Regions from separate parts of the Homo sapiens genome. Here region 2 is linked to region 1. A link is a contact called in ENCODE Hi-C or POLR2A ChIA-PET data. All regions are on one chromosome and are shown on one strand. The core of a region is the stretch at or near the end of the contact, and the rest is flanking DNA. Distances in the headings are between cores, read along the strand shown. Region 1 overlaps LOC124900931 (a long non-coding RNA gene). Region 2 holds the start of MIR4457 (microRNA 4457).

Evidence for each region. Hi-C counts contacts between places; a loop is a spot of excess contacts on that map. ChIA-PET counts read pairs that join two places held with the same protein, here RNA polymerase II (POLR2A). Pooled maps may share reads with other maps.
Region 2: a loop to region 1 is called in a pooled map, with 8 times the contacts of the local background. The contact joins two enhancer-like sites. A Hi-C loop is called at or near these places in 14 of 37 single-sample maps with no recorded cell type and 6 of 50 pooled maps. POLR2A ChIA-PET finds 5 or more read pairs at or near these places in 1 of 52 experiments (AG04450).

The regions. Positions count from the first base shown.
Region 1 is chr5:956,184-962,936 of GRCh38, forward strand. It overlaps LOC124900931 (a long non-coding RNA gene), which reads right to left. Exons shown (of 2, transcript XR_007058676.1): 2 at 6,135-6,543. Among named protein-coding and RNA genes, the nearest start is that of LINC02982, 38 kb to the right of the region's middle. RefSeq lists an enhancer at 4,493-4,732. Within about 2 kb of position 2,673, at least 10 of the 41 ENCODE cell types and tissues checked have a DNase peak (open chromatin) inside an H3K27ac peak, as active enhancers do.
Region 2 is chr5:1,309,091-1,315,843 of GRCh38, forward strand. MIR4457 (microRNA 4457) reads right to left here and starts at 287; the gene lies at 220-287. RefSeq lists an enhancer at 3,938-4,007. Within about 2 kb of position 4,006, at least 3 of the 41 ENCODE cell types and tissues checked have a DNase peak (open chromatin) inside an H3K27ac peak, as active enhancers do.

The DNA of each region.
Region 1 (6,753 bases), core at 1,423-3,922:
GCTCCAGGAAGGCGGGCCTGTCCGTGTTCACCGCTGAGCCCGCCCGGAAGGCACCGTTTACGAAGCACCTTGCACATCCGGCTCCATTCTGCACCCTGGCTTCCTCATCTGGAAAATGGGTCCATCTCGGTGATCTGGGCTGGAGACCTCGGACTCAGGGCAGTGCCAGCTGGGCCCCAAGTGGAGGTGACAGCTGGGGACCAGAAGGGGCTACCGCATAGCCGGGGAGTGAGGGGCTGGTGCTGGCCAAGGCGCCTCTGACTGACCTCTGCTCTCTCGCCAAGTACCCAGGAGATGTCCCAGAAAGAACGGCAGCTCCACTGAGATCTTGAACCTCAGAGACCCCCTCCCAGGGCTCTGACACGCGGCGTCCACGGGGTCTTCAACTCACCCGTGAAGACCCGGCACCCTCTGAGGGCAACTCCACCCCACCTTGCAGTCCCACAGCAGCTGAAGCCCAGCAGGGCTGGGGGCTGAAGACCCTCCAGCATGGCTCAGGACCTCGGAAGGGCCAGGGGAGGCGGGCTTCCTGCAGGAGATGCCGGCACTCCCCAAAGGACTCTTCAGGGTTGGGGGCGGACGTGAAGGGAGGAAACCCACTCACCCTACTTGAATTCTGAACACGCACATGGATCTCGGTTCCACCTCCCTTTACAGTCTATTTAGGTCCTGCTCCACCTTGGAGTTCTGATGCCCATGAGTGGGGCAGAAATTCCCAGCATCATGGCAGGGAAAGTCGGTGGGGCTCAAAGCTCCAGCCAAGAATGGCTCTGCATCTGCCTGGTTCTCTCTTCAATCGGGGCTTCTGTGGCCAGGACACTGGCATTTCATAAATAATTACACATTCCTTAAACTCTCACAAAGCCAAGAGGAAACAAAACCGCAATGCTGAGATTCCTGGAATGTTTTCCAGTTATCTGGGCCAAGCAGAGGCCCAGTGGGGGCTGTGCAGCGCGCTTAGCCTGGGACTGGGCCGTAGTCCCCTTTCTTGTGGCATTTTAGCTAAAAGACCTGAAAGGAAAATGAAAGGCGCTTTATGACTGTGGTGTTCGTCAGGGTCCCCAGACAATGGGGGAAGCCCATCCAATCCTCAGAGCTGGCTCGGGGCAGCCCCATGGATCTGTGCCCTGGGACTGACCTCGGGGCCAAGAGAACCCTCAAAGGCTGAGGTCACCCCGCCAGGGTCGGTTTAGGTGTGGCGCCTCCTCTGGACGCCCCTGGGATTGCCTGCGCGCCCGGCCCGGAGCTCCTGTTCCAAGCAGGGAGCATCCCTGGACCGTGCCCTCGTTCCTTTGAGGTTTTCTGTGGCACGCACCACAGTTTAATGCGACTCACCCCAGCCATGCTGGGGCTGGTTTCCTGTTACAAACACAGGCTTAGTTTTAAGATCAAACAACTGTTTGGGTTGTGGTCTGACCTCGCAGGGGATGTGGCTCAGGGCCTGGTGCAGCCTGGCCAAGGGGTGACGTCCGGTCATGCTGGCTTCATTCCCTGAGCACCGCAGCCTTCTCTGTGTCCCCTGTCCCTGCCCACCTGGCCTCCTCAAGCGTCTGTCCAGCCCAGCCCAGGTTGCGCTCAGCAGTGGCTCACTGGCCCCTCTGCCATCCTTGCCACCGATGCCCAGCCTTATTTATTTGGGGTATTTCTGGGCCATTCCACCCACTCCTCTTGAGGGCACCCAGCGTGTCCCTTGCCCTGTGTGGTCGGCGCCCATCTCTGAAGTGCGGGAAGCAGGAAGCAAGGCCTGCTGATGGGAAGGACCCACGGCTCTGGCTAGAATGGCTTTGGCCCTAAGCCAAAGCTGAGGGTGTGGGGAAGCAGGAAATCCAGTGTGGAAGCCATTTTGGACGTCAAATCAGTGGGTCAGGGACTGCTCACACAGGGTCGTCTTCTTGTGACTTTTCAGGGACTTGCTTTTACCCCCCTTCTCTGGTGAGCTTTCTAGACAAGGCTGCGACATGACATTCTCATTCTGTTTGGAGCAGGATGAAGGGTTCGTGCGTAACACTATGAGGCGTGGACGGGGCTGAGAACTGGCGCATGGCTGCCACCTGCTGTGGTGGTGACCACCGGGAGTCTCCCTCGCAGGCTGTCTGGCTCAAAAGGTGACAAAGTTCCAGCCACGGGGCCCCTGCTCAGCCCTGAGGACACCCACACTGGCACAGGGGACACTGCGGCAGTCAGGGAAGGGCACCTCCCCACGCTGGCACAGGGTCTCAGCACAGGGGACACTGCGGCACTCAGGGAAGGGCACCTCCCCACGCTGGCACAGGGTCTCAGCACAGGGGACACTGCGGCACTCAGGGAAGGGCACCTCCCCACGCTGGCACAGGGTCTCAGCGAGAGACTACGGCATTTGGGGAAGGGCCATTTTGTCATTGACTGGAACTTTCTCAAGAAAGCATTTTCCACTTGCGTTTCCATGGAGGTCGGCTTTGCTGGAAACCACAGGACCCTGCCCTCCACCAGACACACAGTGTGCAGAGGCGTGTACCCGAAAAGCAAAGTGCGGCCTCACACGGTTCTTTAATCTGGAGCCGGACTCCTGGGAAACAAACCAAACAGACGCAGGTACGTGCTCAGCTCTGCCGTTGCGGTTTGGTTCAGGACTAGGGCCGTGCAGATGCCTGGCAACAGCCGTGCCTGGGGGAGGATGTGGCGCTGGGAGCCCGCAGGCCGGGAGCAGGCGCCGGGGGAGCTTCGGCGGTTCTGGAGGGACTGGGTGTTCCCGCCAAGGCGTTGCTGGCCAGGGGCACAAAAAACAGCGCGGATGGGAAACGGAGCAGCCGCACTCTGTCCGATGAGTCCACACGTGGGCGGCTGCGTTCAGTGCTCCCTGGCACGGGGACCCCAAGCCGTAAGCCGGACACCACGTTCCCAAAGCCAGGAGGGTCATGACATGTGCGTGCGGTGTCCAAAGGCCAAACCAAGGTTGCGGTCCCTGCCAAGTAGGCAGTGATTCACACCTGGGGAAGCGATGTGATTGGCCTTCTTCTATTCAAATAATGTAAGCATAAGGGACAGAGAACGCCAGTGCTTGCGCTTGACAAATCTCTGGGCATTTTGCCAAGGGCCGAGCTCGGCTCCCCACCCCCAGCCCTGCCCCCCACGTGACAAGGCCCCATCGGCCCCCAAGTCCATCTGAGCTCACACTCACGCAACAGGCAAGCCTCCTTCCAAACGAGTACCCTTTCCAAAGCCCAAGTGGCCACTCCCCCACCATGGGGCTGGGACAGAGATGACCGTAGACCTCAAGCCGCTATGGGGACTTGGGTCACAAGGTGCCGCAATGCCCGGGTGCCCCCTGTGCCTCAGTTTCCCCATGTGGGAAATGACTCCATATTGGCAATGTGAGGCATCGAATATCTGAGACTTGGGCAGCGTCTCGTTGCCAAGTCAGGGCACTGCCAGCCGGGCCCAAATTCAAGGCGACGGCCGAGGCTTGAGGCACCACGGCCCCAGTGGTCAGCGGGGGGTCAGCGGGGGGTCAGCGGGGCAGTCAGCGGGGCCGCCATAAGATGGTGGGGCCGGTGGGGGGTTTCAGAGGCAGCTCTTCCCCTCACACTCCGATGCCGCGGAGAGAGCCCAGGGCTGCAGGTGGGGAAGGGCGTGCCTGCGTCTCCGATGGAGGTGACCTCTGGGGCTCTCCTGCTTGCTGCCCAGGTCGGACGTCCCTCTGCTGGCCCATCTCCTGCGCCACACCCACCATTCCCTTCTCACCCCCTGAAGCTCCCTCGTCCTCACAAAAGCAGCAGGGCCACTTATGCGCCGTCCTGTTTTTCTGGACACCATGACCAGGATGGGACAGGACTCGTGAACCCACACGTGAGATCACACTAAGATCCTAAAGGCTTTGCGCTTCTCCAGAGCGGCTGCTGTCTCATGCACACCCGGCCTGGTGTGCCCGCCCCACCCAGTGTGCCCATCCTGCCCAGTGAGTGTCCCCCCCGTGTGCCTGCCCTGCGTGGTGAGGGCCCCCCTCCCAGTGAGTGTCCCCCGCCCGGTGTGCCTGCCCTGCCCGGTGTGCCTGCCCTCCCGGTGTGCCCTCCCACTGGGTGTGTGCCCGCCTGGTGTGCCCTCCCCACCCCACCCCACCTGGTATGAGCGCCCAGGTCAGCCGGGCTGCAGGATTCTCAGGGAGTCCAGGCAGCCGCCCCAGCCCCTGGCAACCCCTTCTCAGCAGGCTGGACCCAGAGCCTCACAGGGGCGTCCCCAGCACTTCCTGCCCCTGGGGTTCCTCTTCCCTGATTCACCTGAACCCAGACCGCACGTGGCAGACACGTTCCTGCCCAGACCCGGACGCCTCCATCTGCTTGGACCACTGGCTTCCCTCACGCTTTGACCGTCAGAACAGACAGGTGGTTTCTTTTAAACCTGGGCCACCCCGTTTTGCCCTGTAAATGCTGTTATTTTTAAAGCAACTGAATAATGTGATTTTCCTGCTTTGCTTCACGCCAGCCCTGGGCTGCGACTCTGCTGCTGCCTGCCCTTGCCCTGCCACTCCTGCAGAGGCCTCCTCCCCACCCACAACTCACAGTGGCCACATGGGCTGGGCTTCTCACCTCGGCCACCTCCTCCCATGTCACCCATGTGATGATGACGGAGGGCCCAGGGGTGCCAGGACTCAGAGCCGGAGCCTCTGCCCTAGTGCCTGGCTCTGCGTGGGAGGTGGGGTGGCCAAGCTTCAGCTGTCTTCTCAGTGGGCCTTTGACACCACTTTGTATCTTCCTATTAAAAATGTGTGCAATGCTGTAATGGAGGGGGGCCTTTCCGTCACCTTGGTGCCAGCACACACTCCACCCTCCAGGGAGGCCACAGGATCTGGTGAGGACAAGGCGCCCTCCACGGCAGCACAGCTGCCACAGCTTCCAGGGAGATCCCTGGGGGCCCACCGTGGGACCACTTGCCAAGCTGCTCCCCCTTCTCCGTCTCTTTCCTGACCTGCTTCGTCCTCTGGAACCCAGCCAGGCTGCTCTCCTCAGCAGCCTTCACACACGGGCGTGGCCATGAGGCCACTGTCCTTCCAGAGAATCCAGGGGACGGGAGGTGAGCCACTCCCGACGGGCGAAAGAGTCTTCCTGCGTGTCCCTCTGGGACCTGTGGGCCAGCTGGTGGGGAGACAACAGCCCCAGAGACCGTGAAGCCTCTGCCACGGCGGGTCTGCGTGAAGGATGTCCTTCCTGGTGGTCCACACTGCCGCAGAAAAATGACCCCCAAACTCAACGGGGTTCTGAAGGGCTTGGCTGGGTGGGTCTGGCTCAGCTGAGCAGCTGTCCCAGGCCATGGCTCTGAAGCCTCCACAGGGCTGGAGGGGCAGGTCCAAGCTCACCCCCAGTGCTGGCAGGTCGCGGCTCCTCGTGGCTGTGGGCCGGACGTCTCCTCACCATGAGGGCCTCTCCACGCAGGGCCCCGCACGCAGTGGCTGGCTTCCTTCAGGACGAGTGACCCAAGGCAGACAGAGTGACCCAGAGGGAAGCCACAGGGTCCTTCAGGCCCTGGACTCAGGAGTGGCATCCACTTGTGCTCTGGTCACATGGACACACCTGGCCCGGCATGGGAGGACGACACACAGCTTTGAGTACCTCCTTGTCTCTGGGCCGTCCCGGGCCCTCAGGCCCCAGAGATTCTGTGATTCTCCCAGCAAAATGCAGCCACTCCTCCCAAGGCCCCCAGAGTCTGCTGCCGTGTGAGGGCTCTATTGGCCCCAGGAGACTTTTCGAGGGTCCTGCACAGCTGCTGGCAGGCTTTGGTCCTTGCGGGCTGTTGTCTGGAGTCCCGTGCACCTCGGGAGATCGCTCTGTTCTCGCGTCGCCTGAGTTCCCACGGCATGGCTGCTGGCTTCACCCAAGCCCGTGACCCAGGAGACAGAGCAACCAGGAGGGAGACCTGGCATGTCCAGCCCAGTTTCGGAAGTGACCCATCTGCACTCTGCCGCATGCTGTCGGCCGCACAGACTCACCTGGGACTACGTGGAAGAAACCGCAAGGGCGTGAGTGCCAGGAAGCCAGGCTCACCAGGCAGAGCCGTTGCATGAGCAGGACACAAACCTCCGTTGTGTCAGGATCTTTCCATCCCAGGGACCACTTCTTGCCGCAGATTAGCCCTTCCCACAGACACAGAGACTGGAACCTTCATGCAGGGTGTGGCCAAAATATATTTCTACAGCATAGTTACACTGGGGAGGAAACAGACAGGGCAGGTGGAGACTGGGGGCCCTGCCAGGGGCCAGGGTCTGCGGGAATGAGGGGGCAGACCACCCCCACCGAGCCCAGATGCCAGGGAAGGAGCCTGGCCAGAAAGATCCAGAAGGACTCAGTGTCTGGCGGCCCTCGCTGCTCCCCATTCTTTGAGGCCGTTGTTCCCAGATGGGATGTCGGATGCGTCTCTGGCCCGGGCCCCTGGTGAAATGTGATGGAGGGGTGTGGATGGAGCGTGGTGGACACAGCAAGAGCCTGGCCAGGCATCCCTGGGGCAGGACAGCATCAGCCGGGGAGCGGGGTCTAGCCCCAGCCGCCTGGCACAGAGTGGCGCCCAATTCTAGAGCTTGAATGAAAGAGGGAATTCAGGAAGACGCTTACACCAGCCAGGCCCCGGGGCACTCAGGACGGTAGCATCACGGGGTGCCAAAGTCTGCAAAGGTGACAGAGGACGTGGGGCCTCGGCAGGGCTGCCTCCACTTCCCCAAGCACACGGAAGACAGGCAGGGTGGACGGGGGTGACCCGGCCTGGGACCTGGGCTGTACCTTAGACCTC
Region 2 (6,753 bases), core at 2,756-5,255, 350 kb after region 1:
CTGGTAATATGGATGCACGCAGTGTGCGTTTCATCTTGTTTGGTGATGTATATTTTTGTGTTCCTAAAAATATTGTTTAGTTTTTTCCTGGGAAACAGTTACATTCCTTGGAAAAACTCGATCCTTCTGAATCCTGTGCTTGGGCTCCAGTAAGTGGGACCAGGGCAGGGGTTGATCCACGAGGAAGGTTTTTTCTCCGCTACTGAGGCCAGACTCTTCTGAATACGCCAGTCAATACCTTGTGAATTGAGCTTTTCTAACTCACACGGTATTGACTGGAGTACTCCAAAGAGTCATCATGCCAAGATAATTGACGTTTGGGCTGGGCGTGGTGGCTCACGCCTGTAGTCCCATCACTTTGGGAGGCTGAGGTAGGTGGATCAGGATCACTTGAGCCCAGGAGTTTGAGACCAGCCTGGGCAACATGGTGCAACTCTGTCTCTACAAAAAATATAAAAATTAGCCACATGGGGTGGCATGTGCCTGTGGTCCCAGCTACTTGGGAGGCTGAGGTGAGAGGATCACCTGTGCCTGGGAAGGTCATAGCTGCGGTAAGCCAAGGTCGCACCCCTGTACTCCAGCCTTGGTGACAGTGAGACCCTGTCTCTGAGGCCAGGCTCTACTGAGTACTCCAGTCAATACCTGGTGAATTAGGGCTGGGGGCGGTGGCTCATGCCTGTAATCCCAGCACTTTGGGAGGCTGAGATGGGTGGATCACTTGAGGCCAAGAGTTTGAGACCAGCCTGGTCAACATGGTGAAACCCTGTCTCTACTAAAAATACAAAAATTAGCCAGGCATGGTAGCATGCACCTGTACTCCCAGCTACTCAGGAGGTTGAGGCAGGAGAATTGCTTGAACCCGGGAGGAAGACATTGCAGTGAGTCAAGATCGCGCCACTGCACTCCAGCCTTAGCAATAGAGTAAGACCTTGTCTCAAAAACAAACGAACAAAAACAAAAACAAAACAAAACAAATAACAACAAAAAAACCTGGTGAATTAGAAGCTTTTCTGCTCTGGCTAATTAGAACCGGCACTATTGCTGTGGGAACACCATTCCTTCCAATCCTATTGGGTTGTTCTTATTTGGACCTTTTCCTGTAATCCAGTCCTTTTTCTGACACACATGCCGACCAGCCATCAGCCACATATCCTGAAGCCCAGTTTCCACACAGTTCACTCCTCCAGTGCTTTCTCAGACCTCAGCCACCTTGGCCTCCCTGGTCTCCAGCTCCATCTCCTCGCCCCAGGGAGACGACCAGGTCCAGCCTCAGGTGGGCACCATTGCCCGGACAGTCTTCCCAGGTAAGCGATTGTAGGCTTGCCGCATTTGGCTCCTGCCTTTTGAGGTTCACCTTCTTTCCTTGGCTGAGCTTCAGGATCTTTAGGGCTGTGATTTCATACATTTTGTCTAGTCTATTGTTGGTTGTGTTGTCATGTCAAATGGGAGGACGAATCCCGTTCCTGTTGCTTCATTTTGTCCAGAAGTGAAAGTTCCTAGAACAAGGCTAAAGATTAATGAGCTCATTAACCAGCTCTAAAGGTATGAAATGAAATATGAAAATAGACCAATGAATGTACAAAGAAACAAGTAATGGATCTGAGCAGAAATTAGTGAAGGAGAAAACAAAATATCAACAATCAGCAAAGCTAAACATTTAACATTTACTCTTCTAAGAAAAACTAATAATAATGAAAATGACAAAAACAGGTCATTCCAGAAAAATAAAGATACAAGTAACTATGTAAGTGATGCAGGACACGCAAGCCCCAAAGTGGGGCTTAGCAGGTGAGGGTTCTTGGCTTCACTCAAGGATGAGCCAGTGGTAGTGTTACCAGTGGAGGTTGTCCAGGTTCTTGGTGTTTTGAACTAAGAATTGGACAAAATCCACAAAGCAATGAAAAAAAAAAGCACAGATTTATTAAAACAAAAGTACACTCCACAGAGTGGGAGTGGGCTCAAGCAAGTGGCCCAAGAGCCCAGGTACAGAATCTTGGGGGTTTAAATACCCTCTAGAGGTTTCCCATTGGTTACTTGGTGTATGCCCTATGTAAATGAAGTAGTGACCCACAGTTGGTTGGCTTGGTTGTGGGAAGCGAACAATCAGAGGCTGAATTGAAGTTACAGCATTATATTCCCATACAAATGAAGACTTGGCCCACGACCAGTCTGATTGGTTGCAGGAGGGGACTCATCAGAGGTACTTTCAATTTTTCATCTGCCACTCAGAAAAAAGGGGGAGGTATTGCAAAGGGAATAGCTTCTGGTTCTTTGGTAACTTGGGCATGGAAAGTTGGGGTTTTCCTTTTGATTTCGTTCTAGGAAGTCAGCGTGAATCAGCCTTAGGTTCCCTGCCTCCAGACCCTATTCTCCTGCCTCAGTAGGGTGGAAGGAAACAGCTGTATGGAAGCAGCAGGGTTACAGGTCAGGCAGTGTGACAGCCCCAGGACTGCTCCCGTGGGGCAGGGCTCCCCACAGGCGGCGCGCTGAGGGCAGGGCTCCCGAAGTCAATGCGTCCAGGGCAGGGCTCCCCACAGGTGTTGTGACAGCCCCGGGGCTGCTCCTGCCAGGCAGGGCTCCTCATAGGTGGTGTGCTGAGAGCAGCAGCTCAGGGCAGGTCTGCAGTCAGGTTTGTACCCACTTTTAATTACATGTAGACTAAGGGGCGGTTTATGCAGAAATTTCTAGGGAAGGGGTAGTAACCGTTGTGTAGTGGGGTCATTGCCATGGAAGTGGGTGGTAACGCCTGGGGGTTGCCACGGCAATGGTAAACACTGGTGGGTGTGTCTCATGGAAAGCCGCTTCCGCCCTGGCTGTGTTTCAGCTAGTCCTCAATTGGGTCTGGGGTCCAAGTCCCACCTCTGATCTCATAAGAAGTTGTTACGGATTGTACTGTGTCCTCCCCAAAATCTACGTGTTAAAGTCCTAACCCCCAGAACTTCAGAATGTGCCCTTATTTGGAAATAGAATATTTGCACGTGTGATTAGTTAAGATGGGGTCATTAGGGTGGCCCTAAGCCAGTGACTGGTGTCCTTATAAGAAGGAGAAATCTGGACACAGAGACAGACGGGCATCAAGGGAAGATGATGTGAGGACACAGGGAGAAGACGGCCATGTACAAGCCAAGGAGAGGCTGACACAGAGCATCCCTCGCAGCCTCAGAGGGAGCCAGTCCTGCCCACACCTGATCTGGGACCGTGGCCTCCAGAACTGAGTTGGCCAATGTCTGCTATTGAAGCTGCCAGCCACAGTGCTTTGTTGTGGCCGCCCCCACAAGCTCACACAGGGGTGGAGAAGCAGACGTTGCCACAGGTGTCACGTAAATCAAGACAGTGCTATGCCAATGTCATGCCAAGGCAGTTGATATTTGGGCCAGGCGCAGTGGTGCACACCTGTAGTCCTAGCACTTTGGGAGGCCGAGGTGGGTGGTGGATTGCTTGAGCCCAGGAGTTTGAGATTAGCCTAAGCAACATGGCAAGACCCCATTGCTACAAAAAAATACAAAAATTGGCTGGGCATGGTGGCTCAGGCCTGTAATCCCAGCAATTTGGGGAGCTGAGGTGGACAGATCAATTGAGGTCAGGAGTTCAAGACCACCCTGGCCAATATGGTGAAACCGCCTCTACTAAAAATACAAAAATTAGCCAGGTGTGCCTGTAGTCCCAGCTACTCAGGAGGCTGAGGTGGGAGGATCGCCTGTGCCCAGGGAGGTTGAGACTGCAGTGAGCTGAGATTGCACCACTGCACTCCAGCCTGGACAACAGAGTTAGACCTTGTCTTGAAAAAAAAAAAAAAGACAGTTGTCATTTTAGGTCAAACGGACAAATTCTTTAAACAAAATATAATAAAACATCAAGGGGAAATAGAAAATCTGCATGGTATTATTATCACAGAAGTTACAAAAATTAAAACAGTAGTGAAAAAAATATCCCACAAAGGAAACCGCAGACTTAGGCGGTTTCATCAGTTGCATCCACAAATGCCTTAGGGGATGATTTTAGACAACAGACAGGAGGAAATGGTCTCAGCCTCACCGTCCGTGGCCACGGCAGCTTCAGTGAGCCAGCCCTGCACAATCAGCTCTGCAAGGTGTGATTGGAGGGAACAGGAAACAGAAAACACAAAGAGAAGCCACCCAGAGGGTTGGTGAGGATACAAAGGGTTTTCAACGCCGCTAGTCAGCAGGGAAATGCACATTTAAACCGCGAAAAGGCTCCACTACACACCCACCAGAGTGGCTAAAATTAGACAGCAGCATTGTGTGCTGGAGAAGGGGTGATGCCATGGGGCTCACATGCCACAGTGCACAGCCAGAGTGGCACAGACCCCTTAGAACACGGGTGACATGTACTGGAGCTCAGCACACATGCACCACAACAGCCATGTCCCCCCTGGGTCTGTGCCCAAAGGCAGGCACAGCCACGTGCATGATTTGATCCGTAACGGCCCCGGTTCGTGCCATGGAATGCCACATGGAAGAAAGTCACAATGAGCACCGCTTGCGACAACACAGATGGACGCCAGACAGAGCCCAGCCCGAGAACCTGGGTACCAGAGCTCCCAGCATGACTGTTCATGTGTGGGACTTGGACCCGGTGACCCATGGGCTGGGTTCACCCGCCTGGTTTCCACTGAGAGGGCCCCGTGGGGCCGGGGTCTGTCTGTAGCCTGACTCGGGTGCTTGGTGCTGGAGTCTGGAAGCATGCAGGGCTTGTTGAGCTGCACGGGGTGCATCTGCCATGACACTGTGTGGAAATTGTATAGCAACAAGTTTTTTAAAAGTGCCTGCCGGCCTGGTGCAGCAACTCATGCCTGTAATCCCAGCACGTTGGGAGGCCAAGGCGGGCAGATCACGTGAGGTCAGGAGTTCAATACCAGCCTGGCAACATAGTGAAACCCCATCTCTACTAAAAATACAAAAATGAGCCGGGCGTGGTGGCAGATGTCTGTAACCCCAGCTACTCGAGAGGCTGAGGCAGGAGAATCGCTTGAACCCGGGTGGCAGAGGTTGCAGTGCCAGCCTGGGTGACAGAACGAGACTCCGTCTCAAAAAAAAAAAAAAAAAAAAAGTGTCTGCCTCTCAGTGCACCAGCTGAGTCCAGCCAGCAGGACAGAAGCCACTGGGACATCACACTGAAGGTTCAACAAGGGAAATGGCAGGATGAGGGGGAGGTGGGCATGTCCCCCCAGACATCCCGGTTCAGCCCCAGAACCGCGGATGTGATCCCACGTGCCAGAGTGGACTCGGTGGCCACCATCACACTTGGATCTTGGATGGGAGATGATGCTGGGTAATCGTCTGGGACTGATGTAACCACAGAGGGTCGGGGTGAGAATCAGGGATATGACCACGGAGGCAAAGGTTAGGGTGAGGCGAAGAAGGCCACAAGCCCGGGAATGCAAGGAGCACAGCTCTCGAGGTGGAGAGCACGAGGAACGGAGCACCTGGAGCCCCTGGAGGGCAGGGCCTGCCCACACCCCAGTGGCCGCGCAGGGAGGTCTGGTCTGGACTCCTGGCCTCCAGAACCATCAGAGAACAAATATGCTGCTTGAAGCATGAAAGCTGTGGGGATGGTGGCCGTGGCTGGGGGACACTCAGGCGGTGGCTTTTCTGGGACCAGTGTCTCTGCAGAGGCTGCTGCTCTGAAAGCATGGTGGGCCACAGGGCGCCACACCCCCTTGGGTCCTGTGCCTGCTTCAGGAAAGGGGTAAGCAGTGTGGTATACGCCAAGACCTCCTCCTGGTTTCCCTCCTCCGCATGGATCACTCCTCGAACACAGCCCCTGCTTCGTCAGGGTTCCGTAGCCTCACCTATCGCAGGCTGCACCCCATCCTTCCTCCAGACCCCTGGCCTGTGGGGCTTACCGGGGCCGAGGCCAACAGACTGATCTCGTTGCCAAAGACCCAACAGCCACCAAACTGGCTTCAACAGGGCTATGTGTGGCAGGTACTTCACAGGGGGACGTGTTCTCATTTTCCTTGGCTTTCTAATAAACTCTGGTCTAAAGAAAATCTCTTCTATAAAATGAGTGGCCAGTGCCAAGGGGTAGAGACAGAAGCTCCTTCTGGACACTGGCTGCTCCAGTAGAGCCCATCCTGCCCAGGTACGGAGCCCACCAGCTGCGATCAGGACACTGCAGTTCCACCGTGGGGGACCCCGGGCCCTCACCTTGTCAGTCCTCTGTTTCAGCTTCGAGGGCTTTGACACAGTCTAAAATCCACAGGTACTTAGCGCATTTCTAAGTCCCACCTCATGATCAATCATAAGACAGGGCTTTGATGGTATGCAGAAATATCAATGAAATCCAAGAGGAAAACAGAACTAAACTCATCGGGATGAATGACAGATAAACCCTTTAAGCATGTTTCAAGTCGCCCAGGTGGAGCCTCTGTTGGTCAGTGAAGCTTCAGGGTTCCCATGAGATGGATCTGCATGAGGCTCAGTCCTCTCTTGAAACACTGCCCATTTGCAGGAGCGCCGGCCCACAGGGCAGAAGTCAGACTGTCAGAGCAAGTGCCGGTCCTGAAGCTGGAAGGACTTTCAAGGCTCATTCCCCAAACTCATTTTTTTTTAAACCTCTGCTCATCTTAAAGAAAGGAGAGGCAGGCGCCCCAGAAACCTCTCAGGAGTAACTGACACACGTGACTTGCGGTGTCTTCAAAGGAACACTCTGCAACTTGCTACTGTTTAAACAGAGCAAGACTAACAGTCACCAGCAGCTGGTTCACGCATTAAGGCCCTTTGCAGGTGA